Linked DNA regions of Homo sapiens: region 1 is linked to region 2. A link is an interaction called in ENCODE POLR2A ChIA-PET data of the cell type or tissue named here. Cell type or tissue: B cell. All regions are shown on one strand. Each heading gives the region's core, and the rest is flanking DNA. Links, peaks and the distances in the headings are about the cores only. Region 1 holds the start of MYCBP (MYC binding protein). Region 2 overlaps LOC124904088 (a long non-coding RNA gene).

Region 1 (12,275 bases), core at 1,991-9,990, 190 kb after region 2:
AATCACTTGAACCTGGGAGGTGGAGGTTGCGGTGAGCCGAGATTGTGCCATTGCACTCCAGCCTGGGCAACAAGAGGGAAACTTCGTCTCAAAAAAAAAAAAAAAAAAAAGATTCTGGTACCATAAAATAGTTGAGAATTTTTGGAGTTCTTTTTGTTTTCTGAGACAGAGTTTCTGCTCTTGTCGCCAAGGCTGGAGTGCAATGGCGCGATCTTGGCTCACCGCAACCTCTGCCTCCCAGGTTCAAGTGATTCTCCTGCCTCAGCCTCCTGAGTAGCTGGGGTTACAGATGCCTGCCACCACACCCAGCTAATTTTTTGTATTTTTGTAGAGACAGTGTTTCACCATGTTGGCCAGGCTGGTCTCGAACTCCTGACCTCAGGTGATCCGCATCGGCCTCCCAAAGTGCTGGGATTACAGGTGTGAGCCACTGTGCTGGGCTTGAAGTTCATTTTAACGTAAGAATTTACAAAATTTGGGCTGGGCGCGGTGGCTTACTATGGGAGGCCGAGGCGGGTGGATCACTCAAGGTTCAGGAGTTCAAGACCAGCCTGGCCAACATGGTGAAACCCCGTCTCTACTAACAATACAAAAATTAGCCAAGCGTGGTGGCACTTGCCTGTAGTCTCAGCTACTTGGCAGGCTCAGGCACGAGAATCACTTGAACCTGGGAAGTGGAGGTTGCAGTGGGCTGAGATCCTGCCACTGCACTCTAGTCTGGGCAACAGAGTGAGACTCTGTCTCCCCCCACCAAAAAAAAAGAAAAAAAGTATACTTTTTCATAGTAAAGTATAATAAGTACTTTATACATATTCATAAATATTACTGAGATGAATTTCTGAAAATGTTCACCAATTGCCAGGAAGAAACCAGAATTTATTTCAAATTTATTTCAATTTGGATTAAAAAAACTAATCTAAATTCCTATGACAGCCAGATCTGTTTCCTCTGGTTTCACTGAATGCCATATCTTACTGAATTATCAAATGAAGCATATTCGTTTTCCTATGTGTATAAATGAGATTTAAAAATCACTGACTTTTTGACCGGGCACGGTGGCTCATGCCTGTAATCCTGGCACTTTGGGAGGCTGAGGCGGGTGGATCACGAGGTCAGGAGATCGAGATCATCCTGGCCAACATGGTGAAACCCCGTGTCTACTAAAATACAAAAAATTATCCCGGGGGGTGTTGGCAGGCGCCTGTAATCCCAGCTACTCAGGAGGATGAGGCAGGGGAATCGCTTGAACCCAGGAGGCGGAGGTTGCAATGCGCCGAGATTGCGCCACTGCACTCCAGCCTGGCGACAGAGCAAGACTCTGTCCCAAAAGAAAGAAAGAAAGAAAAAAAAATCACTGACTTTTCAAGCCAGTAATGGCATGTTGGGGAAAAAGAAATTGACTTTGTTATAACTTTTATATCAAATAATCTTAATAAATAAGGTTAAGATCAGGTTACTAGTTTTAGAAACCTTTCCAAAAGTTCTGTTGAAAAACAACAATAGGCTGGGCATGGTGGCTCACGCCTGTAATCCCAGCACTTTGGGAGGCCGAGGTGGGCAGATCACCTGAGGTCAGGAGTTCGAGACCAGCCTGGCCAACATGGAGAAACATCATCTCTACTAAAAATACAAAATTATCCGGGCATGGTGGTGCATGCCTGTAATCACAGCTACTCAGGAGGCTGAGGCAGGAGAATCGCTTGAACCCAGGAGGTGGAGGTTGCGGTGAGCTGAGATCATGCCATTGCACTCCAGCCTGGGCTACAGAGTGAGACTCCGTCTCAAAAAAAAAAAAAAAAAGAATATAATTTTAGGCCATGCGCATTGGCTCATGCCTGTAATCCCAGCACTTTGGGAGGCCGAGGTGGCCAGATCATCTGAGGTCAAGGGTTTGATCTCAGCTCACTGCAACCTCTGCCTTCCAGGTTCAAGCGATTCTCTTGCCTCAGCCTCCCGAGTAGCTGGGACTACAAGCGCCTGCCACCACGCCTGGCTAATTTTTGTATTTTTAGTAGAGGCGGGGTTTTACCATGTTGGCCAGGCTGGTCTGGAACTCCTGACCTCAAATGATCCACCCACCTTGGCCTCCCAAAGTGTTGGGATTACAGGTGTGAGCCACCCCGCCCAGCCTATATTCTTAATAGAGAATATATACACTCCTCCTCCAGGTATCATGTTTTTTTCATTGTATTGTGATGTCTAAATATAAGTGATTTTAAATTCCTGACATTTAAGTATATTATTGGTAACAGATTCACACTTTGGCCAGGTGTGGTGACCCACACCTGTAATTCCCACACTTTGGGAGGTGAAGGCAAGAGGATCACTTGAGTCTAGGAGTTTAAGACTAGCTGCAGCAATAGAGTGAGACCCTGTCTCTACAAAAAAATAAAAAAAATTATCTGGGTGTAGTTGCACACACCTGCAGTCCCAGCTACTCAGGAGGCTGAGAGGGGAGATGATCGCTTGAGTCTGGGAGGTTGAGGCTGCAGGGAGTTGTGGTTGCAACACTGTACTCCAGCCTGGGCAACAGAGGGAGACTCTGTCTCAACAAACAAACAAACAAAGAAAAAACCCCACAGCTATCTAGGGAAAAAGTAAAGCAACCAGCATATAGAAGTGACATATTGTTATATTTTCACCATAGGTTTGCTTTAAGAAATAGTGCTCCCTTCAGAATGGAAGAATTTATCTGCCTCTTATTTGATGTGGATCAGAGCTAAGATGGCTGACTAAATAAACATGGGGGACTGGAATCTCCTTGGAGATACTCTGGAGGAAGTTCACATCCACTCCACCATGATTGGAAAGATCTGGCTCACCATCCTGTTCATATTTCGAATGCTTGTTCTGGGTGTAGCAGCTGAAGATGTCTGGAATGATGAGCAGTCTGGCTTCATCTGCAATACAGAACAACCAGGCTGCAGAAATGTATGCTACGACCAGGCCTTTCCTATCTCCCTCATTAGATACTGGGTTCTGCAGGTGATATTTGTGTCTTCACCATCCCTGGTCTACATGGGCCATGCATTGTACCGACTGAGAGTTCTTGAGGAAGAGAGGCAAAGGATGAAAGCTCAGTTAAGAGTAGAACTGGAGGAGGTAGAGTTTGAAATGCCTAGGGATCGGAGGAGATTGGAGCAAGAGCTTTGTCAGCTGGAGAAAAGGAAACTAAATAAAGCTCCACTCAGAGGAACCTTGCTTTGCACTTATGTGATACACATTTTCACTCGCTCTGTGGTTGAAGTTGGATTCATGATTGGACAGTACCTTTTATATGGATTTCACTTAGAGCCGCTATTTAAGTGCCATGGCCACCCGTGTCCAAATATAATCGACTGTTTTGTCTCAAGACCAACAGAAAAGACAATATTCCTATTATTTATGCAATCTATAGCCACTATTTCACTTTTCTTAAACATTCTTGAAATTTTCCACCTAGGTTTTAAAAAGATTAAAAGAGGGCTTTGGGGAAAATACAAGTTGAAGAAGGAACATAATGAATTCCATGCAAACAAGGCAAAACAAAATGTAGCCAAATACCAGAGCACATCTGCAAATTCACTGAAGCGACTCCCTTCTGCCCCTGATTATAATCTGTTAGTGGAAAAGCAAACACACACTGCAGTGTACCCTAGTTTAAATTCATCTTCTGTATTCCAGCCAAATCCTGACAATCATAGTGTAAATGATGAGAAATGCATTTTGGATGAACAGGAAACTGTACTTTCTAATGAGATTTCCACACTTAGTACTAGTTGTAGTCATTTTCAACACATCAGTTCAAACAATAACAAAGACACTCATAAAATATTTGGAAAAGAACTTAATGGTAACCAGTTAATGGAAAAAAGAGAAACTGAAGGCAAAGACAGCAAAAGGAACTACTACTCTAGAGGTCACCGTTCTATTCCAGGTGTTGCTATAGATGGAGAGAACAACATGAGGCAGTCACCCCAAACAGTTTTCTCCTTGCCAGCTAACTGCGATTGGAAACCGCGGTGGCTTAGAGCTACATGGGGTTCCTCTACAGAACATGAAAACCGGGGGTCACCTCCTAAAGGTAACCTCAAGGGCCAGTTCAGAAAGGGCACAGTCAGAACCCTTCCTCCTTCACAAGGAGATTCTCAATCACTTGACATTCCAAACACTGCTGATTCTTTGGGAGGGCTGTCCTTTGAGCCAGGGTTGGTCAGAACCTGTAATAATCCTGTTTGTCCTCCAAATCACGTAGTGTCCCTAACGAACAATCTCATTGGTAGGCGGGTTCCCACAGATCTTCAGATCTAAACAGCGGTTGGCTTTTAGACATTATATATATTATCAGAGAAGTAGCCTAGTGGTCGTGGGGCACAGAAAAAATAGATAGGGGCAGCTCTAAAGACCAGCTGTTAAGACAGACAACTGCAAACTCATTTAAGCAAGAGAAAAACAGCTCTAATTCGAGATTGTGAAGCAACACTTCTAAATTCAAAGACATAGAGTTGTCAAATCAGGATTTTTTTTTTTTTAAATGATATCCTTTCGAATGTAACTGATTTTGGGAAAATCACATGTTCAGAATTGAGGCTAAATGGTTTGATCAGGTTTTCTCTTTGAAGAGACCACAGCCTTAGGAAATGGTTCTTGATCTATACAATTCCACCTTGGACACTGGGTTAATTCTGTTTGCCCCTGGAACACAATCACGTAAGTTTCCTTCTAGACTGGCATCCTGATGTGTCTTGAGTATAATCACATGTTGCTACCTAGTAAATAAAATCTTAAGAAGATCCGTGGCTTTCCTTCACCAGTTCATAGCATCGTGATTCATTGCCCGGATTGGACTCGACTCTACTCACTGGACATCTAACCACTCCACTTAATTAACAATACCCACCCTACAGGGGTGTTGTAAGGATTAAAATTTAAAATACCCGTGTTTTCTACAGTGCCTGGCTCAAAAGCTACTGCAAGCTCGTTACTGCTCATCCTCCAGAGGCCCACATCAAGTCAGCCACGACTCAAGGAGACTCCAAAGATAAAAGCTGAAGCCAAAATATATGATTCTAAACACCCTCCTCGGCTACTGCAAAGCACTGTGAGCACTTTCTCAGGACGAGAGCCAAGAAGCCCAGCACCTATGGGTCACCACAGTTTCCGAGGTCCCAGATGAAAAAGATGCGCTCGCTACCACCGTGCGGCGGTCCTTTCTCTCGCAATAGTCTCAATGCTCCCGGGCCCTGCCTCCGGACGCCAGGACAGAGGTACCAAAATCTCACCTCCTGCAAAGAAACCTAATTGCTACGGGGGCCGGAAGAGGAAGAGGTGCGGCTCCGACAGCCAGAGGGGCGGGCATACGCAGCCTCCCTCGGCTCAGCCTGCTACTGGGGATGCAGAGCGTCCTGGTCGCCATGAAAACAGGCCACACCTCGGCGATCCCGGCCGGTGGTTTGCAAGTGCGCAGGCGCGCGCCCCCTTCCGCGCATGAGCAGTGCTGCTCCCAACCCGCCAGTCGCGGTCTCCGGCGCCAGCTACGCCGCTGCCGCTGTCACTATGGCCCATTACAAAGTGAGGGGGGCGCGGCGTGGCTGGGGGCATGCGGGCGGTAGCAAGCCGCTGGTCGGCTCTGGGTGGGAGTGGGGTCGCGCGCGCAGGTTTGGGCGGGAGGGCCCCGAGGTAGTGAGGCGGAGGCGGGGTTGCCGGACTCCCAGCGCCTTCTTCCTGCTCGGCTCCCGGGCTCTGGCCACTGACCCCCGGTGTCTCTTCAGGCCGCCGACTCGAAGCGTGAGCAGTTCCGGAGGTACTTGGAGAAGTCGGGGGTGCTGGACACGCTGACCAAGGGTGAGCCTGGGCTAGGAGAGGGTACCTCGTGCCCTCGTCGTGCTCCCCGGCGCTGCCCCGTTCCCCAGCGGGCCGTAGCGTGGGGAAGGAGGGGAAACAGATGGGGCCCGTCCGGGGTCCAGCGAGGTGGGCCTCGGGGTTCAGCAGGGACCTGGCTGCTGGACGCCGCCCGGGTGGGGTAGCCTAGCTCCGCTACCCTTCTCCGCACCGGGAGTGAAACTCTTGCAGCTGTTGCAAAGTCTCTTCAACTTCCGTTGCTTTGCCTCCAGCAGCCGCAGTGGACATGTTTGCCAAGGACCTTCAGATCCCAATTCCTCCCACCTTACGGTTTTTATGGAGTCCTCAGAATCTTGTTAAGAAAGTTTCCCTCCAACAAAGAGCAACTGGAAAAATGACCGAATTTCCAAGTGGGCTATGAAGTAGCTGAGTGAGCCTAATCCCCAAAGTAGGAGATTCATAGCGAATTTGGCTGTGGCTTTTCAGCCCCCATTCCTTAGTCTGTCTGTGTCAATTCTTATTTTGTGTATATTTCATAAAGTAGAATTACAGCTTAAAGAGCTCGAGGGCATATCAAGGTGGTTACATTGTTTTCACTTTTTAAAATGAAAGCTTACTGTTAACGCTGTATCTCTTCATTCGTGGCTTCAAGATCTAAGTTAAGTAGATGAGTAAAGTGTTGGAAACAGGAGGATTTCAAGGGGTAGGGTACAGTTTACTTTATTGGCTTAGCACTAATTTGAATGCCTGCTATGTGTCACTCAACTCACTGGGATATTCAAGGGTGTAGAATGGAATTGTTCGCAGGGATGAGGACTTGGGTCATATGAAACTAGGAAGTTTGGGAAGTGGGAAATAAATTGGTAACTGCCCTTTGGACAGAAGCAAAGTTTAGAGGAAAATTCTAGGAGCATAACTCCTGGGTCTTAGAAGAAAGAAGGCTAGTAATTTTGAATTGCTACCTATTTGGGGTTCAGATAATAGTTTACCTCTTTGCAAATAAACTTCAGCAAGTCTTAAGGGACTACTCTGTGAAAGTACTGTGCTATGTTGTCTCTGAAAGTGTCACAGATGCTTTGAATGTCATTCCGTCTAAAAACTCCTTACGTTCATTTCTTTCATTTAATAATTTTACTCAGGTGTCTGTTCTGCACACTGGAGATAAGCAGGGGAGGATAAAAGTCTCGGCTCTCATAAGCTTATATCCTAGTTGAGGGAGAGAAATACATAAATAAATATGTAGTGTCAGCTAGTGGTAAGTGGTACAGATAAAAATACAGCAAAGTTAGGGATAAAGAGTAACAGGTGAGGCCAGGCACGTGGCTCATGCCTGTAATCTCAGCACTTTGGGAGGCTGAGGTGGGTGGACTGCTAGAGGCCAGGAGCTCAAGACCAGCCTGGGCAACATGGCAAAACTCCCATCTCTTAAAAAAAAAAAAAAATTGCTGGGCATGGTGTGTGCCTGTAATCTAGCTACTGTGGAGGCTGAGGTGAGAGAATCACCTGAGCCCAGGAGGTCAAGGCTGCAGTGAGTTGTGATTGTGCCACTGGGCAACAGTGACACTCTGTCTCCAAAAAAAAAAAAAAAAAAAAGTGACAGGTGGGATGTGTGTGTCATTTTATATAGGGTGATGGGGGGAAGGCCTTTCTTAAGAAGTAATTTTTGACCAGAAACCTGAAAGAAACAGAGTTTCAGGAAGTCTAAGGAGGCCAGAGTGGTTGGATGGAGCAAGTGAAAGACTGAATGGTAAAAGGCAGAAAAATGACAGTTGTAGGCGGTAACTGACTACACAGAAGATGTTGCCCAGGCTGGAGTGCAGCGGCATGATCTCGGCTCACTGCAACCTCCACCTCCGGGTTCAAGCGATTGTGTTGCCTCAGCCTTCCAAGTAGCTGGGATTACAGGCATGTGCCACCATGCTTAGCTAATTTTTTGTATTTTTAGTAGAGAGGCGGTTTCACCACATGGGCCAGGCTGGTCTTGAACTCCTTACCTCAGGTGATCCGCTCACCTCAGCCCCGCAGAGTGCTGGGATTACAGGTGTGAGCCACCGCCCTCCACTAGAATTTAACCTCTCAATCTCCTTAGATTTCCAGGCTCCTAAATAACATCAGCCAACACAGTATTGATGTGATTTATTAAAAATTTGATTTTCAGCTCCAAACATAGGTGCTTTACACAATTCTATTTGTTTTTTTTTTTTTTTTTTTTTTTTTTTTTGAGACGGAGTCTCGCTCTGTCGCCCAGGCCGGACTGCGGACTGCAGTGGCGCAATCTCGGCTCACTGCAAGCTCCGCTTCCCGGGTTCACGCCATTCTCCTGCCTCAGCCTCCCGAGTAGCTGGGACTACAGGCGCCCGCCACCGCGCCCGGCTAATTTTTTGTATTTTTAGTAGAGACGGGGTTTCACCTTGTTAGCCAGGATGGTCTCGATCTCCTGACCTCATGATCCACCCGCCTCGGCCTCCCAAAGTGCTGGGATTACAGGCGTGAGCCACCGCGCCCGGCCTCTATTTGTTTTTACTTTTTATTTTTTTTGAGACAGAGTCTCACTCTGTCACCCAGGAATGCCTGGCCTCAAGTGATCCTTCTGCCTTAGCTTCCCCAAGTGTTGACGTTACAGGCGTGACCCACTGTGCCCAGCCTCACAAATTTAATTTACATATATATATTTTTTCGAGACAAGGTCTCTGTCGCCCAGACTGGAGTGCAGTGGTGCAGTCATGTCTCAGTGCAGTCTTAATCTCCCAGGTTCAAGCAATTCTCCCACCTCAGGCACCCAAGTAGCTGAGACTACAGGCACGCACCACCATGTCCGGCTGATTTTTAATTTTTTTTTTTTTTTTTTTTTGAGACGGAGTCTTGCTCTGTCACCCAGGCTGGAGTGCAGTGGTGCGATCTCTGCTCACTGCAAGCTCCGCCTCCCGGGTTCACACCATTCTCCTGCCTCAGCCTCCCAAGTAGCTGGGACTACAGGTGCCTGCCACCATGCCCGGCTAATTTTTTTTGTATTTTTAGTAGAGACGGGGTTTCACCATGTTAGCCAGGATGGTCTCAATCTCTTGACCTCATGATCTGCCTGCCTCGGCCTACCAAAGTGCTGGGATTATAGGCGTGAGCCATCATGCCTGGCCAATTTTTTTTTTTTTTTGTAGAGTTGGGGTGTTGCCCAGGTTGATCTCAAACTCCTGGGCTCAAGCAATCCTCCTGTCTTGGCCTCTCAAAGTGCTGGAATTTCAGGAATGAGCCACTTTGGCCTAAATTTTTACAGCTTATTTCCAAGATGATTTGAAATAGTTTATAACATTAAAACACTATGAAAGGATGGCTAAAGATGATAAATCATTTGGAAGCTGAAGCATTTTAGCTATTTTGAGCGCTATATCAACCTCTAAAAATCCTGGCTGCGAAGGCAAAAAGGGGAGCATGATTGGGTATAGAGTTCTTGTCTGATTACAAGGAAGTGCATTTCATCTATAGAACAGCACAGGAAACTTTGTATTTACAGTATCTTCTGCAACTATCAACCTTTCAAGTACCAGTGACAAATGAGAAGCTGAAAGAAATGGGGTGGGGGAATAAGAGGAGGAGAGAGTAGAGTATTAATATTCATGTCTTATAAAATGAGGATTTGGCCAGGTGTGGTGGCTCACACCTGTAATCCCAGAACTTTGGGAGGCTGAGGTGGGTGGATCACCTGAGGCTGGGAGTTCGAGACTAGCCTGACCAACACAGAGAAACCCCGTCTCTACTAAAAATACAAAATTAGCCGGGCATGGTGGCACATGCCTGTTATCCCAGCTACTAGAGAGGCTGAGGCAGGAGAATCGCTTGAACCTGGGAGGCGGGGGTTGTGGTGAGCCAAGATTATGCCATTGCACTCCAGCCTGGGCAACAAGAGCAAAACTCTATCTCAAAAAAAAAAACAAAAAAAAAAAACCAAATGAATTTCTCAAAAAATAGTGATTTTTTCATACTGTATATTATTTTGGTAAGTTATTAAAACTCTAAAAGAACAAAAGGGAAGTATGTAAGTTGGTTTACAACAGGACTTAACTTGGGGTCTAGATATCTATCACTGTTTTTTTGTTTGTTTGTTTTGTTTTTTTGTTTTTGAGACAGAGTCTTGCTCCATCGCCCAGGCTGGAGTGCAGTGGCACGATCTCGGCTCACTGCAAGCTCCGCCTCCTGGGTTGACGCCATTCTCCTGCCTCAGCCTCCTGAGTAGCTGGGACTACAGCCGCCCGCCACCACGCCTGGCTCATTTTTTGTATTTTTTAGTAGAGACGGGGTTTCACTGTGTTAGCCAGGATGGTCTTGATCTCCTGACTTCGTGATCTGCCCGCCTTGGCCTCCCAAAGTGCTGGGATTACAGGTGTGAGCCACTGCGCCCAGCCACATTTTTTTTGTGTGTGTTTACTTTTTTTGCTTTTATTAGATTTTTCAAAGGGTTCCATGCACAAAAAGGCCAACCACTGATTTAGAGTTTTTTATCTAAGTAGTAAATTCTAGGAGGAATTTGTTCCATAGATGAAGAGCAAGGCAGTGCTCATATGAGTGATTAGATATGAAACCACTCAAGTATATCTTATTTTAATGTTGATTTGAGCATGTTGACTACTGGTAAAGTTTTTGGTTGGTGGTTATTTAGCAAAACAAACTTAATTTTTAAGACCATTTTTGAATTCAGAGCTTCTTCCGGTAATTACCATAGTCCTGTTGATTCTTTCCTAAATTCTCGAATTTCTTTCTTCTCACTGTTCTCTCACTCCCATCACTCTACTGCAGGTTGCTGTCTTTTTAAACTGGATTACCACATCAGCCTTTTAACTGTTCTTCCTGTCTTTATCCTTGTCCCACTCCAGCTGGTCCACATAGCAGTTAAGAGTGGATCCTGTCACTCCCTTCCTTTAAACTGTTTAATTATGTGCCAACCAAATTTGCATGACTCTCCCTAATCTGGCCATGACCACCTTTCCAGCTTCCTTTCCTGCCAAATTACATCTCCAGCCATACTTGAATTTTCAGTTCCTCAATACATTGTTTTCTTGCTCCTGGGCCTTCCCATTTTATCTGAAACACTCAACCCCTAGGTATCAGGTCTTTGCCTTCCTTTAGGAAGCCTTCCCTGATGTCCTAGGTTTGCTTAGGTGTTCTTCCAGTGTGCTACTGCAACCCATTATCCAGTATTCCTGCTTGATACCCTCTGTCTAGTTCCTTGCATATCTTTTATGCTTGACTGTAAATTTGTTGAGAACAGGGACCTTGTCTGTCTTGTTCAGCATTGTATAGTCTTTGCAATGTGCTCAGCGTATAGTTGGCACCTAATATTTACTGGGTAATGGAACATAATTTCAGCCATTCAAATTTAATACGTCAATTGTTGCTTTTTCTGCTTTTTGATTTGCAGTGTTGGTAGCCTTATATGAAGAACCAGAGAAACCTAACAGTGCTTTGGAGTATCCTTTCAAGTCAGAAAAAGGCTTTATTTTGAAACTCTTATTTTTTTAGATAGATAATAACCTTTAAAATACTTCTGAATATTGAGAAAGTTACTTTTTTTTTTTTTTTTTTGAGACGGAGTCTTGTACTGTCACCTGGTGGGGAATGCAGTGGCGCAATCTTGGCTTACTGCAACCTCCGCCTCCTGGCTTCAAGCGATTCTCCTGCCTCACGTCTCCCAAGTAGCTGGGATTACAGGTGCCCACCATCACACCCAGCTAATTTTTTTTATTTTTAGTAGAGACGGGGTTTCACTATGTTCATCACGTTGGTCTCAAACTCCTGACCTCGTGATGTGCCCACCTCAGCCTCCCAAAGTGCTGGGATTACAGGCGTGAGCAACCGCACCTGGCCAAGAAAGTTAGTTTCACTTGAGTTTTTGGATGGTGATCTCTGGGTAGATATTGGTGGTAAAGTGGGTGACTCTGGTCAGGGATATTGATACTACTCTGTGCTATTTCATTAGTTTCATTCATGTCTAAGAAGTAAGTTCTTAACATTGATAATAGTTTTTTAAAGCATCACTTAGGAGCTGCTACTCCAGAAAATCCAGAAATAGAGCTGCTTCGCCTAGAACTGGCCGAAATGAAAGAGAAGTATGAAGCTATTGTAGAAGAAAATAAAAAACTGAAAGCAAAGGTAAATTTTTAAAAAGAATTCATATTCAAATAATTTTACCTGTAATAATTGTATGATGAAAACCTCACTGAAATGGACAGGAGGGGAGGGAGGTGGGTGAATATCAATTTGAATTAATTACAATGTAAGGCCAAAGTTATGCCCTGTCAAGAAAACCACAAGACGGGCCTGGCACGGTGGCTTACGCCTGTAATCCCAGCACTTTGGGAGGCCGAGGTGGGTAGATCACGAGGTCAAGAGTTCGAGACCAGCCTGGTCAACATGGTGAAACCCTGTCTCTACTAAGAATACAAAAATTAGCCGGGCATGGTGGC
Region 2 (12,275 bases), core at 1,589-9,588:
TAAGAGGGAACCTTAACATTAACTATGAAGTTTGGATGGAAATGATCTGTCATTGACGGTAACAAATGTACCACTGTAGTGTGGGATGCTGACAGTAGGAAGCTTGGGTGTTTATGAGGGCAGGATATGTATAAGAACTCTCAGCATATTCAGTCCTCACAACAACCCTATGTGTCCAACATATCCAAGATATTATCATCTCAAAATGTAACCAATATTTTAAAAATTTAAATAGTTTTGGCTGGGCACAGTGGCTCACGCCTGTAATCCCAGCACTTTGGGAGTCTGAGGAGGGCGGATCATGAGGTCAGGAGACGGAGACCATGCTGGCTAATGGTGAAACCCCATCTCTACTAAAAATACAAAAAATTAGCTGGGCGTGGTGGTGGGCACCTGTAGTCCCAGCTACTCGGGGGGCTGAGGCAGGAGAATGGCATGGACCCCGGAGGCGGAGCTGGCAGTGAGCCGAGATCAAGCCACTGCACTCCCGCCTGGGCGACAGAGCGAGACTCTGTCTCAAAAAAAAAAAAAAAAATTAAGTACTTTTTCATGAACAAAATTCTCAAAATCTGGTGTGCATTTTGGACAGCTGTAGTGGCTCACACCTGTAATCCCAGCACTTTGGGAGGCCGAGGAGGGCGGATCGCTTGAGGTCAGGAGTTCCAGGCCAGCCTGGCCAACATGGTGAAACCCCATCTCTACTATAAATACAAAAATTACGCCAGGCTCAGTGGCTTATGCCTGTAATCCCAGCACTTTGGGAGGCTGAGGCGGATGGATTACAAGGTCAGGAGTTTGAGACCAGCCTGCCCAATATGGTGAAACCCCATCTCTACTAAAAATACAAAAATTAGCTGGGCGTGATAGGGGGCGCCTGTAATCACAGTTACTCAGGAGGCTGAGGCAGGAGAATCACTTGAACCCAAGAGGCAGAGGTTGCAGTGAGCCAAGATCACGCCACTGCACTCCAGCCTGGGTGACAGAGCAAGAGTCTGTCTCAAAAAAAAATAAGAATAAAAATAAATAAATAAATAAATTCAAAAATTAGCTGGGCTTGGTGGCGCATGCCTGTAATCCCAGCTACTTGGGACGCTGAGGCTCGAGAATCTCTGGAACCCAGGAGGCAGAGGTTGCAGTGAGCCGAGACCTCACCACTGCACTCCCGCCTGGACGCCAGAGTGAGACCCTGTCTCAAAACAAACAAACAATGCTGCAACAAATCTTCTAAATGCGCTTTTTTGTTGTTGTTGTTTTGTTTTTTTACAAAGATTTCTTTTAGCTTTTTTTTCTCTACATGCATTTGCTATTATTTCTTTAGGTTCTATTTCTAGAAGTGGTCTTTGGCTACTTTAAATAGTAAATTTATCTAATGCTAAGTAGGTTGTTCTGGGGTGGGAAAGGCTCCCATTTAAGTATTTTATAATACCTACTGTCTTCAGCATGCAAAACAATCTCTTCTTAAATTTGAAAGTTCTCCTTCATTTAATAAATAGCAATGTATTCCCCTGAACGTACAGCATTACAATTCAACAGTGGCAAAGATTTTTGACTGGCTGCTGGGTTCAGTGAACTGTAAGGACTGAGAGTGTTAGAACGACACATAAAAGTGCAAACTCTCCAGCTCACAGTCTAACAGGGAAACAAGATAGGAACATAAACAATAATCCACATTATACAAAGAGAATTGCCCCTGGTCCAGACTTCTTACTCTGATGTCCTGGAGCACTTACTCTCTAGGATGGCAAGAATATAACCTAAGATTGGCTGGTTTTACATGTTTACTCTTTGGATCACAAAATGAGGAAACGGCTCCAGGTATGTTAGCAAGAGACAGTATAAATTATTCCATGGCTGGAGGCCAGAGTCTATTTCCTCTCCAAAAGCCCGCTGTGTACCTTCATTTAGTAAACATTTACCTGCTTCTATTCTATATCACATGTTGGGGAGGTGATGGAATCCTTGCATCGAAGTGCTCAGTAATATATATTGATTGATAAGGTATCAGGTAGCAAAAGGTACAATATTCTAGTGTTTGCCCTAGAAAACCTCGGCTGAAATTGATACATTTTGTTTGCTCCTCTTACTTTTGTTGTTGTTTTTATTTTAACTAAATTTTTTTTTTTTTTGAGACGGAGTATTGCTCTGTCGGCCAGGCTAGGGTGCAGTGGAGCGATCTTGGCTCACTGCAACCTCCGCCTTCTGGGTTCAGGCGATTCTCCTGCCTCAGCCTCCCAAGTAGCTGGGATTACAGGTGCCCCACCGTGCCTGGCTAATTTTTGTATAAAAAATTTTTTTTTACTGAGGTGTAATTTACATGCAAGAACATGCACCCACATTAACGGTCTAGTTGGATGAGTTTTGAGAGTTGTATTTACCCATGAAACATAGAACATATTCATCATCCCAAAAAGTTCCTTCTTTTTTTTTTTTCCTTTCAAGATAGAGTCTTGCTCTGTTCTCCAGGCTGGAGTGCAGTGGCATGATCTGGGCTCACTGCAACCTCCGCCTCCCGGGTTCAAGCAATTCTCCTGCCTCAGCCTCCTGAGTAGCTGGGATTACAGGCATGCGCCACCACCACACACGGCTAATTTTTGTATTTTTTTTTTTTTTTTTTTGAGACAGAGTCTCACTCTGTCACCAGGCTGGAGTGTAATGGCGCAATCTCGGCTTACTGCAACTTCTGACTTCCTGGTTTAAGCAATTCTCCTGCCTCAGCCTCCTGACTAGCTGGGATTACAGGCACACGCCACCACGCACAGCTAATTTTTTTGTATTTTTAGTAGAGACAGGGTTTCACCATGTTGGCCAGGATGGTCTCGGTCTCCTGACCTCGTGATCCGCCTGCCTTGGCCTCCCAAAGTGTTGGGATTACAGGTGTGAGCCACGGCACCCTGCCGAGTTTTTGTATTCTTAGTAGAGACGGGGTTTCACCACGTTGGCCAGGCTGGTCTCGAACTCTTGACCTCATGATCTGCCTCCCTCGGCCTCCCAAAGTGCTGGGATTACAGGTGTGAGCCACTGTGGCCTTTTTTTTTTTTGTCTTTTAAAGGGGATGGAGTCTGACTCTGTTGCACAGGCTGGAGTGCAGTGGTGTGATCTTGGCTCACTGCAACCTCCACCTCCCAGGTTCAAGCAATTCTCCTGCTTCAGCCTCCTGAGTAGCTGGGACTACAGGCGCGCCCCACCATGCCCAGTTAATTTTTTGTTTTTCAGTACAGATGGGGTTTCACCATATTGGCCAGGCTGGTCTCAAACTCCTGACCTTGTGATCCACCCGCCTCAGCCTCCCAAAGTGCTGGGATTATAGGCGTGAGCCACGGTGCCCGGTCTTTTTTTTTTTTTTTTTAAATAGAAATGGGTTCTCACTTTATTGCCCAGGCTGGTCTTGAACTCCTGGACTCAAACGATCCTCCCACCTGAACCTCCCAAAGTGCTGGAATTACACGCATGAGCGACTGCACCCAGCTCCCTTATTCAAATTAACTTTTGACTTCTTATTTTGAAATAATTGTAAATGCACAGGAAGTGCAAAGATAGTGCAGAAAAGTTCCACATAGCCTTCACCCAGTTTCCTCCGATGGCTGCCTCTTCCATAATTACAACACAATATCAAAAGCAGGAAATGTACTCTGGTCTGATATGAATACATAGTTCTACGTCATTTTATCACGTTTATATTCCTGTAAGCACCACTGCAACCAAGATAAATATATCACCACAAAGATCTCCCTTCTTTGTGCAGGGAGATATTCCTTTATAGTTACACTGTCCCCCACCATCCCTAACACCTGGCAAGCACTATTTTCCATCTTTATAATTTTGTCTTTTTAAGAATGTTTCGTAAGTGGAACTATACAGTATGTGACCTTTTCAGATGGCTTTTCTCACTCAGCCCTTGAGATCCAGCTAAGTTGCTGCTGTATCAAGTTTGTTCCTTTTTATTACTAAGTAGGATCCCATGGTATATTTGTTTCCTAGAACTGCCATAACCAATCACAACAAACTCGGTCTGTGGCTTAAAGCAACGGACATTTATTCTCTGATAGTTCTGGAAGCCAGAAGTCTGAAACCCAGGTGTCAGCGGGGCCATGCTCCCCCTGAAGCCTCGAGGGGAGAATGCTTCCTTGCTAGGTTCTGTTTTGTTGGTTCCAGCCATTCCTTGGCTTGTAAGGGCATCGCTCCAATCACATGGTCTTCCCTATGTCTGTGCCTTCTCCTCTCCTGTCTCTTAAAAGGACACTTATTGGCTGAGTGACGTGGCTCACCTTTGTAATCCCAGCACTTTGGGAGGAAAAGGCGGGAGGATCATTTGAGCCCAGGAGTTTGAGAACAGTCTGGGCAACATAGTGAGACCTGTCCCTACAAAAAATTTTTTAAAAAATTAGTCAAATGTTGGCTGGGCATGGTGGCCCACGCCTGTAATCCCAGCACTTTGGGAGGCTGAGGGCAGCGAATAATTTCTGGCCAGGAGTTCAAGACCAGCATGGCCAACATGGCAAAACCCCGTCTCTACTAAAAATACAAAAATTAGCCGGGCATGGTGGGGAACACCTGTAATCCCAGCTACTCGGGAGGCTGAGGCATGAGAATTGCTTGAACCTGGGAGGCGGAGGTTGCAATGAGCCCAGATAGCACCACTGGACTCCAGCCTGGATGTCAGGGAGACTTTGTCTCAAAAAAAAAAAAAAATTCAGCCAGGTGTGGTGGCAGATGCCTGTGGTCCCAGCAACAAGAGGATTGATTGCTTGGGGAAAAAAAGACACTTGTCATTGGATTTAGGGCCCACCCAGATAATCTAGGTTGATATCATCTCGAGATCCTTAACTTAATCACAGCTGCAAAGACCCTATTTTTAATTTTTTTTTTTTCGAGATGGAGTTTTGCTCTTGTTGCACAGGCTGGAGTGCAATGGCGCGATCTCGGCTCATCACAACCTTTGCCTCCTGGGTTCAAGTGATTCTCCTGCCCAGCCTGAGTAGCTGGGATTACAGGCATGTGCCATAACACCGGGCTAATTTTGTATTTTTAGTGGAGACGGGGTTTCTCCAAGTTGGTCAGGCTGGTCTCGAACTCCCGACCTCAGGTGATCTGCCCACCTAGGCCTCCCAAAGTGCTGGGATTACAAGCGTGAGCCACCGCGCCCGGCTTCAAAGACGCTATTTTCGAACGTCACATTCATAGGTTCAGGAGTTAATATATGTACATGTCTTTTGGGGGGCTCCCATTTAACTCGATACATGTGATATGGATATATCATGGTTTATTTAGCCATTCATCTATTTGATGGTCATTTTGGTTGTTTCCAGGTTTTGGCTATTACAAATAAATGTGTTATGAAAAATCATGTACAGGCTTTCGTGTGAACATAAGTTTTCATTTATCTGGGATAAATGCCAAGTAGGAAAATTTCTGGGTCATATGGTAAGGGAATGTTTAGTGTTTAAAGCAAATAGTAGGGCCGGGCATGGTGATTCATGCCTGTAATCCCAGCACACTGGGAGGCCAAGGCAGGAGGATCATTTGAGCTCAGGAGTTCAAGACCAGCCTGGGCAACGTAATTAGGCCCTATGTGTACAAAAATTAAAAATTAAAAAATTAGCCAGACTTTGGGGTGCACACCTGTAGTCCCAGCTACTCGGTGGGGTGAGGTGGAAGGATTGCTGGAGCCCAGGAGTTGGAGGCTGCAGTAAGCTATGATGGCACCAGTGCACTCCAAGTTTTTGTCTCTTAAAAATAAATAAATGAAAATACAAAATTAGCTTACAGAGTGGCTATTCCATTTTACATTCCCAACAGTAATGTATGAAAGATTCAATTGTTGGCCGGGCATGGTGGCTCACGCCTGTAATACCAGCACTTTGGAAGGCTGAGGCGGGCAGATCACGAGGTCATGAGTTCGAGACCAGCCTGGCCAATATGGTGAAACCCATCTCTACTAAAAATACAAAAATTAGCCAAGTGTGGTGGCGCATGCCTGTAATCCCAGCTAGTTGGGAGGCTGAGGCAGGAGAATTGCTTCAACCCAGGAGGCGGAGGTTGCAGTGAGCCAAGATCGTGCCACTGCACTCCAGCCTGGGTGACAGAGCAAGACTCTATCTCAGAAAAAAAAAAAAAAAAAAAAAGATTCAATTGTCCACATCCTCTAGCATGTGGTATTCTGTTTTATTATTTTTTTTATTTTATTATTATTTTTTGAGACAGAGTCTCACTCTGTCACCCCGGCTGCAGTACAGTGTCATGATCTCGGCTCACTGCAGCCTCCACCTCCCAGGTTCAAGCAATTCTCCTATCTCAGCCTCCCAAGTAGCTGGTATTACAGGTGTGCACCACCATCATGCCAAGCTAATTTTTGTATTTTTAGTAGAGACAGGGTTTCACTATGTTGGCCAGACTGGTCTCCAACTCCTGGACTCAAGTGATCTGCCTGCCTCAGCCTCCCAAAGTGCTGGGATTACAGGCACGAGCCACCACGCCTGGCCCTATTTTTTTATTTTAGCTATTCTCACAAGTATGTAATGGTATCTCATCATGGTCTTAATTTTCCTAATGGATAGTTATGTTAACATTCTTTCACGTGTTTATTTGCCTTCTGTATATTCTCTTTGGGGAAATATCTTAAGTTTTTTTTTTTTTTGCACATTTTCTAATGGGATTATCTGGTGTTTTTCTTACTGTTGAGATTTGAGTGTTTTGTTTTGTTTTGTTTTGTTGTTTTTTTTTTGAGACAGAGTCTTGCTCTGCCACCCAGGCTGGACTGGAATGCAGTGGCTCTCGCTGCAAGCTCCGCCTCCCAGATTCATGTCATTCTCCCGCCTCAGCCTCCTGAGTAGCTGGGACCACAAGCACCTGCCACCACACCCAGCTAATTTTTTTGTATTTTTAGTAGAGATGGGGTTTCACCGTGTTAGCCAGGATGGTCTCAATCTCCTGACCTCGTGATCCGCCCGCCTCGGCCTCCCAAAATGCTGGGATTCCAGGCCTGAGCCACCACGCCCAACCTTTTTTTTTTTTTTTTTTTTTGAGACAGAGTCTAGCTCTGTAGCCCAGGCTGGAGTGCAGTGGTGCAATCTCGGCTCCCTGCAACCTCTGCCTCCTGGGTTCAGGTGATTCTCGTGCCTCAGCCTCTTGAATAGCTGGGATTACAGGCATGCACAACCGTGCCCAGCTAATTTTTGTATTTTTAGCAGAGATTGGGTTTTACCATATTGGCCAGGCTGGTCTCAAACTCCCGGCCTCAAGTGATCTGCCTGCCTTGGCCTCCCAATGTGCTGGTATTACAGGAGTGAGCCACAATGCCCGGCCTTGAGTGTTCTTTATATATATTCTAAATATAAGTCCTTTGTCAGATATATGGTTTGCAAATATTTTCTCTCACTTTGTAGTTTGTCTTTTCATCCTCTTAATGGGGTCTTTCACAGAGCAAAAGTTTGTAATTTTGATGAAGTCCAATTATGTATATATTTTTTCTTTTATGGTTCTTGCTTTTGGCATCATGTCTGAGAACTTTTCCCTGAGCCCTGGGGAAAGACTCCTAGGTCCTGATGATTTTCTTCTATCTTGTCTTCTAAACATCTTATAACTTTACAGTTTACATTTAAACCTGTTCCATTTTAAGTTAATTTTTGTATAAGGCATGAGGTTTAGGTTGGTTGCTTTTTTTTTTAATGGTCACTTTTACATTTTTATTTTACTTTTTTTTTTTTTCAGCAGCATTCATGCAACCTCTGCCTCCTGGGTTCAAATGATTCTTGTACCTCAGCCTCAAGAATAGCTGGGATTACAGTTGCATGCCACCATATCTGGCTAATTTTTTTGTATTTTTAGCAGAGATGGGGTATTGTCATGTTGGTCAGGCTGGTCTTGGACTCCTGGCCTCAAGTGATCCGCCTGTCTCAGCCTCCCAAAGTGCTAGGATTACAAGCATGAGCCGCTGCACCCAGCCTAGATCTCTGTATTCATCAGAACTAAGGCAATTAAAGGAATTGTCTTATTGTGGGGGCTGGCAAATCTGAATCTGCAGAACTGGCCAGCAAGCTAAAGACCCAGGGAAGAGTTGATGTTGCAGTTCAAGTCTGAACAAGTCTGAAGGCAGTCTAGATGCAGAATTATTGCTTCCTTGGTGGCTCTCCATCTTTTCCATCTTTTATAATTTTTTTTTTTTAACAGAATCTTGCTCTGTTATCCAGGCTGGAGTGCAGTGGTACGATCTTGGCTCACTGCACCCTCCGCCTCCCGGGTTCAAGTGATTCTCCTGCCTCAGCCTCCCAAGTAGCTGGGACTACAGGCGCCCGCCACCACACTTGGCTAATTTTTTGTATTTTTAGTAGAGAGGGTGTTTCACCGTGTTAGCCAGGATGGTCTCGATCTCCTGACCGCATGATCCACCTGCCTCGGCCTCCCAAAGTGCTGGGATTACAGGCGTGAGCCACCGCGCCTGGGCCAGACTCAATATTTCAAATAAAACTCTAGGTTTACTAAAAACAGTGTGATGGGCAGCCAGAACTTCTGCTTCTAGGCAGGCTGTATCAGATCACAGAAAGCCAATTTCTGTGGAGTTGTTTTTTGTTTTTTCCTATGAACATCAATTTGCTTCAGTACCATTTGTTGACAAAACTATCCTTCCTCCACTGTATTGCATGGGGTATTTCTGGGTCCTCTATTGTCTTCCATTGATTGATGTGTCTTTCCATCCACCAATACCCCACAGTCATAATTACTATAGCTGTATTCTTGAAATTAGGCAGTGATTCCTCCCACTTTAATCTTCTTTTTTTTTTTTTTTTGAGATGGAGTCTCGCTCTGTCGCCCAGGCTGGTGTGCAATGGTGCAGTCTCGGTTCACTGCAACCTCCACCTCCCCGGTTCAAGCTATTCTCCTGCCTCAGCCTCCTAAGTAGCTGGGATTACAGGTGCACGCCACCATGCCGGGCTAATTTTTTTATTTTTAGTAGAGATGGGGTTTCACCATGTTGGTCAGGCTGGTCTTGAACTCCTGACCTCGTGATCTGCCTGCCTCAGCCTCCCAAAGTGCTGGGATTACAGGCGTGAGCCACCATGCCCAGCCTTTTTAATTTTTTTATTTTTGAGATGGAATCTCGCTCTTGTTGCCCAGGCTGGAGTGCATGGAGTGCAATGGCACGACCTCAGCTCACTGCAACCTCTGCTTCCCAGATTCAAGCAACTCTCCTGCCTCAGCCTACCGAGTAGCTGGAATTACAGGCACCTGCCATCACACCTGGCTAATTTTTTGTATTTTTAGTAGAGATGGTGGTTCACCATGTTGGCCAAGCTGGTCTCAAACTCCTGAAGTGATCCACCCGCCTCAGCCTCCCAAAGTGCTGGGATTACAGGCGTGAGCCACTGCGCCCGGCTTAATCTTCTTTTTAAAAATATATTTTAGGCCACGTGTGGTAGTGCACGCCTGTAGTCCCAGTACTTTGGGAGGCCAAGTTGGGACAATTGCTTGAGCTCAGGAGTTCAAGACCAGCCTGGGCAACATGGCAAAACCCCGTCTCTACAAAAAATTGAAAAATTAGCTGGGTGTGGTGGCACATGTCTACAGTTGAAGCTACTCGGGAGGCTGCAGTGGGCCAAGATTGTGCCACTGCACTCCAGCCTGGGTGACAGAGCAAGACCTTGTCTCAAAAAAAGTTTTTTTAATGAAAATTATTTTATGCTGGGCACAGTGGCTCATGCCTGTAATCCTAGCACTTTGGGAGGCTGAGGTGGGAGGATTGCTTGAGTCCAGGAATTCAAGCACCCTGGGCAACACAGGAAGGCCTTGTCTGTATAAAAAATAATTTTTAAAAATTAGCTGGGCCTGGGCCGGGCTCGGTGGCTCACGCCTGTAATCCCAGCACTTTGGGAGGCCGAGATGGGCGGATCACAAGGTCAGGAGATGGAGACCATCCTGGCTAACACGGTGAAACCTCGTCTCTACTAAAAATACAAAAATAATTAGCCAGGCGTGGTGGCGAGTGCCTGTAGTCCCAGCTACTCGGGAGGCTGAAACAGGAGAATGACGTGAACCTGGGAGGCGGAGCTTGCAGTGAGCCGAGGTCATGCCACTGCACTCCAGCCTGGGCCACAGAGGAAGACTCCGTCTCAAAAAAAAAAAAAAGGAAATTAGCTAGGCGTGGTGGCACGCACCTGTGGTCCCAGTTACTTGGGAGACCGAGGTAGGAGGATTACCTGAGCCCAGGATGTCAAGGCTGCAATGAGCTGTGATCACGCCACTGTGGTCCAGTCTGGGTGACAGAGTGAGACTCTGGCTCAAAAAAAAAAAAAAAAAAAATTGTTTCAGCTATTCTAGTTTATTTGCCTTTCCTCATACATTTTATAATAATCTTTATTTACAAAAATCATGCTGGGATTTGGATAGGAATTGCACTAAACTTGTATATTAATTTAGGGAGAATTGACATCCTTACTGTGATGAGTCTTTGAAGTCATGAAAACAGTATATCTGTCTATTTAGATCTTCTTTGATTTCTTTCAACACCATTTTCTAGTTTTCATCATATGAGTCTTGTACATGTTTTACTGGATTCATACCTAAATATTTCCTTTTTCTGTGATTATAAATATTATGTTTTAAATGTTGATGTCCGTGTTTTCATTGCTAATATATATATGTTGATATTTGTATGTTGATTTTGTATTGTGACCTTGCTGAATTCACTTACTGGTTCTAGCTTTTTTTTTTTTTTTAGATTTCATGAAATTTTCTATAAAGGCCATCATGCCATTATAAGGACCGCCTGATATCTTTCTTTCCAATATGTATGCTTTTAAAATTCTTTTCCTATTCTTATTACACAGACTACAATTTCCAGCACTGTGTTGAATAAGATTGGTGAGAGTGGACATGCTTGCCTTGTGTTCAGTCAGGGGGAAAGCATTCAGTCTCTCACTGTGAAGTATGATGCTAGTTGTAGGTTTTTTGTAGATACTCTATCAAATTGAGAAAATTCCCTTTTATTTCTAGTTTCCTGAGAGTTTTTATTATGAATGGGTACGGAATTTTGTCAAGTGCTTTCTCTCTGTCAATTGATTTTTCTTTAGCCTGTTAACAGGGTGGAATACATTGATTGATTTTTTTTCATTGATTGATTTTTGAATATTGACTTAGCCTTGCATCCCTGGAATAATCCCCACCTGGTCATAGTATATAATTCTTTTCATATATTGCTGAATTCTATTCATTTTTTTTTCTTTGGAGACGGAGTTTCCCTCTTGTTGCCCAGGCTAGAGTGCAATAGCACAATCTCCGCTCACGGCAACCTGTGCCTCCCAGGTTCAAGCAATTCTCCTGCCTCAGTCTCCCGAGTAGCTGGGATTACAGGCATGCACCACCATGCCCGGCTAATTTTGTATTTGTATTTTTTATTTTATTTTATTTTTGAGATGGAGTCTCGCTCTGTCACCCAGGCTGGAGTGCAATGGTGCGATCTTGGCCCACTGCAACCTCCCCCTCCCGGGTTCAAGCAATTCTCCTGCCTCAGCCTCCTGTGTAGCTGGGATTACAGGTGTTTGCCACCATGCCTGGTTAATTTTTGTATTTTTAGTAGAGACGGGGTTTTGCCATGTTGGCCAGGCTGGTTTTGAACTTCTGACCTCGTGATCCGCCCACCTAGGCCTCCCAAAGTGCTGGGATTACAGGCATGAGCCACTGTGCCTGGCCAATTTTGTATTTTTAGTAGGGATGGGGTTTCTCCATATTGGTCAGGCTGGTCTCGAACTCCCAACCTCAGGTGATCCGCCTGCCTTGGCCTCCCAAAGTGCTGGGATTACAGGCGTGAGCCACCGTGCCCGGCCTCTATTTGTTATTTATTTATTTATTTATTTATTTATGGAGACAGAGTCAGGCTGGAGTGCAGTGGCACGATCTTGGCTCTCTGCAACCTCCACCTCCCGAGTTCTAAGTGATTCTCCTGCCTCAGCCTCCGGAGTAGCTGGGATTACAGGCACGCACCACCACGCCCAGCTCATTTTTTTTAATTTTTAGTAGAGACAGGGTTTCACCATGTTGGTCAGGCTGGTCTCCAACTCCTGACCTGAGGTGATCCACCCACTTCAGCCTCCCAAAGTGCTGGGATTACAGGCATGAGGCACCGTGCCTGGCCTATTTGTTGATGTTTTGTTAAGGATTTTTGTGTCTGTGTTCTTATTAAAGGTCATTGGTCTGTAGTCATCTTTTTTGTATTTTCCTTGTCTGGTTTTGATATGGGTAAGATGGGCCTCATAAAATGACTTAGGAAATGCTTCATCTCTTCT

What was found. ChIA-PET counts read pairs that join two places held together with the same protein. Peaks named below come from ENCODE experiments on the same cell type or tissue, not always from the same donor. Only the 100,000 strongest peaks of a DNase experiment are listed, where the experiment ranks them.
Region 1: POLR2A ChIA-PET joins it to region 2 with 10 read pairs; 3 of 35 experiments call an interaction of 5 or more read pairs at or near these places.

What each region holds. Positions count from the first base shown.
Region 1 is chr1:38,866,566-38,878,840 of GRCh38, reverse strand. MYCBP (MYC binding protein) reads left to right here and starts at 5,493. Exons shown (of 5, transcript NM_012333.5): 1 at 5,493-5,550; 2 at 5,751-5,823; 3 at 11,231-11,279; 4 at 11,832-11,961. The coding sequence starts at 5,536. It overlaps GJA9 (gap junction protein alpha 9), which reads left to right. Exons shown (of 2, transcript NM_030772.5): 2 at 2,648-4,772. The coding sequence starts at 2,743. The coding sequence ends at 4,290. RRAGC-DT (RRAGC divergent transcript) reads right to left here. Exons shown (of 2, transcript NR_186075.1): 2 at 2,615-2,900. GJA9-MYCBP (GJA9-MYCBP readthrough) reads left to right here. Exons shown (of 3, transcript NR_037637.1): 2 at 11,842-11,961. RefSeq lists an enhancer at 5,937-6,459. In B cell, for the core only: no CTCF peak of the experiment used is centred there; a DNase peak (open chromatin) is centred at 5,420; H3K4me3 peaks cover 1,806 bases; H3K27ac peaks cover 1,542 bases.
Region 2 is chr1:39,055,292-39,067,566 of GRCh38, reverse strand. LOC124904088 (a long non-coding RNA gene) reads right to left here. Exons shown (of 3, transcript XR_007065970.1): 3 at 5,694-5,726. Among named protein-coding and RNA genes, the nearest start is that of NDUFS5, 35 kb to the right of the region's middle. RefSeq lists a silencer at 2,113-2,405. In B cell, for the core only: no CTCF peak of the experiment used is centred there; no DNase peak of the experiment used is centred there.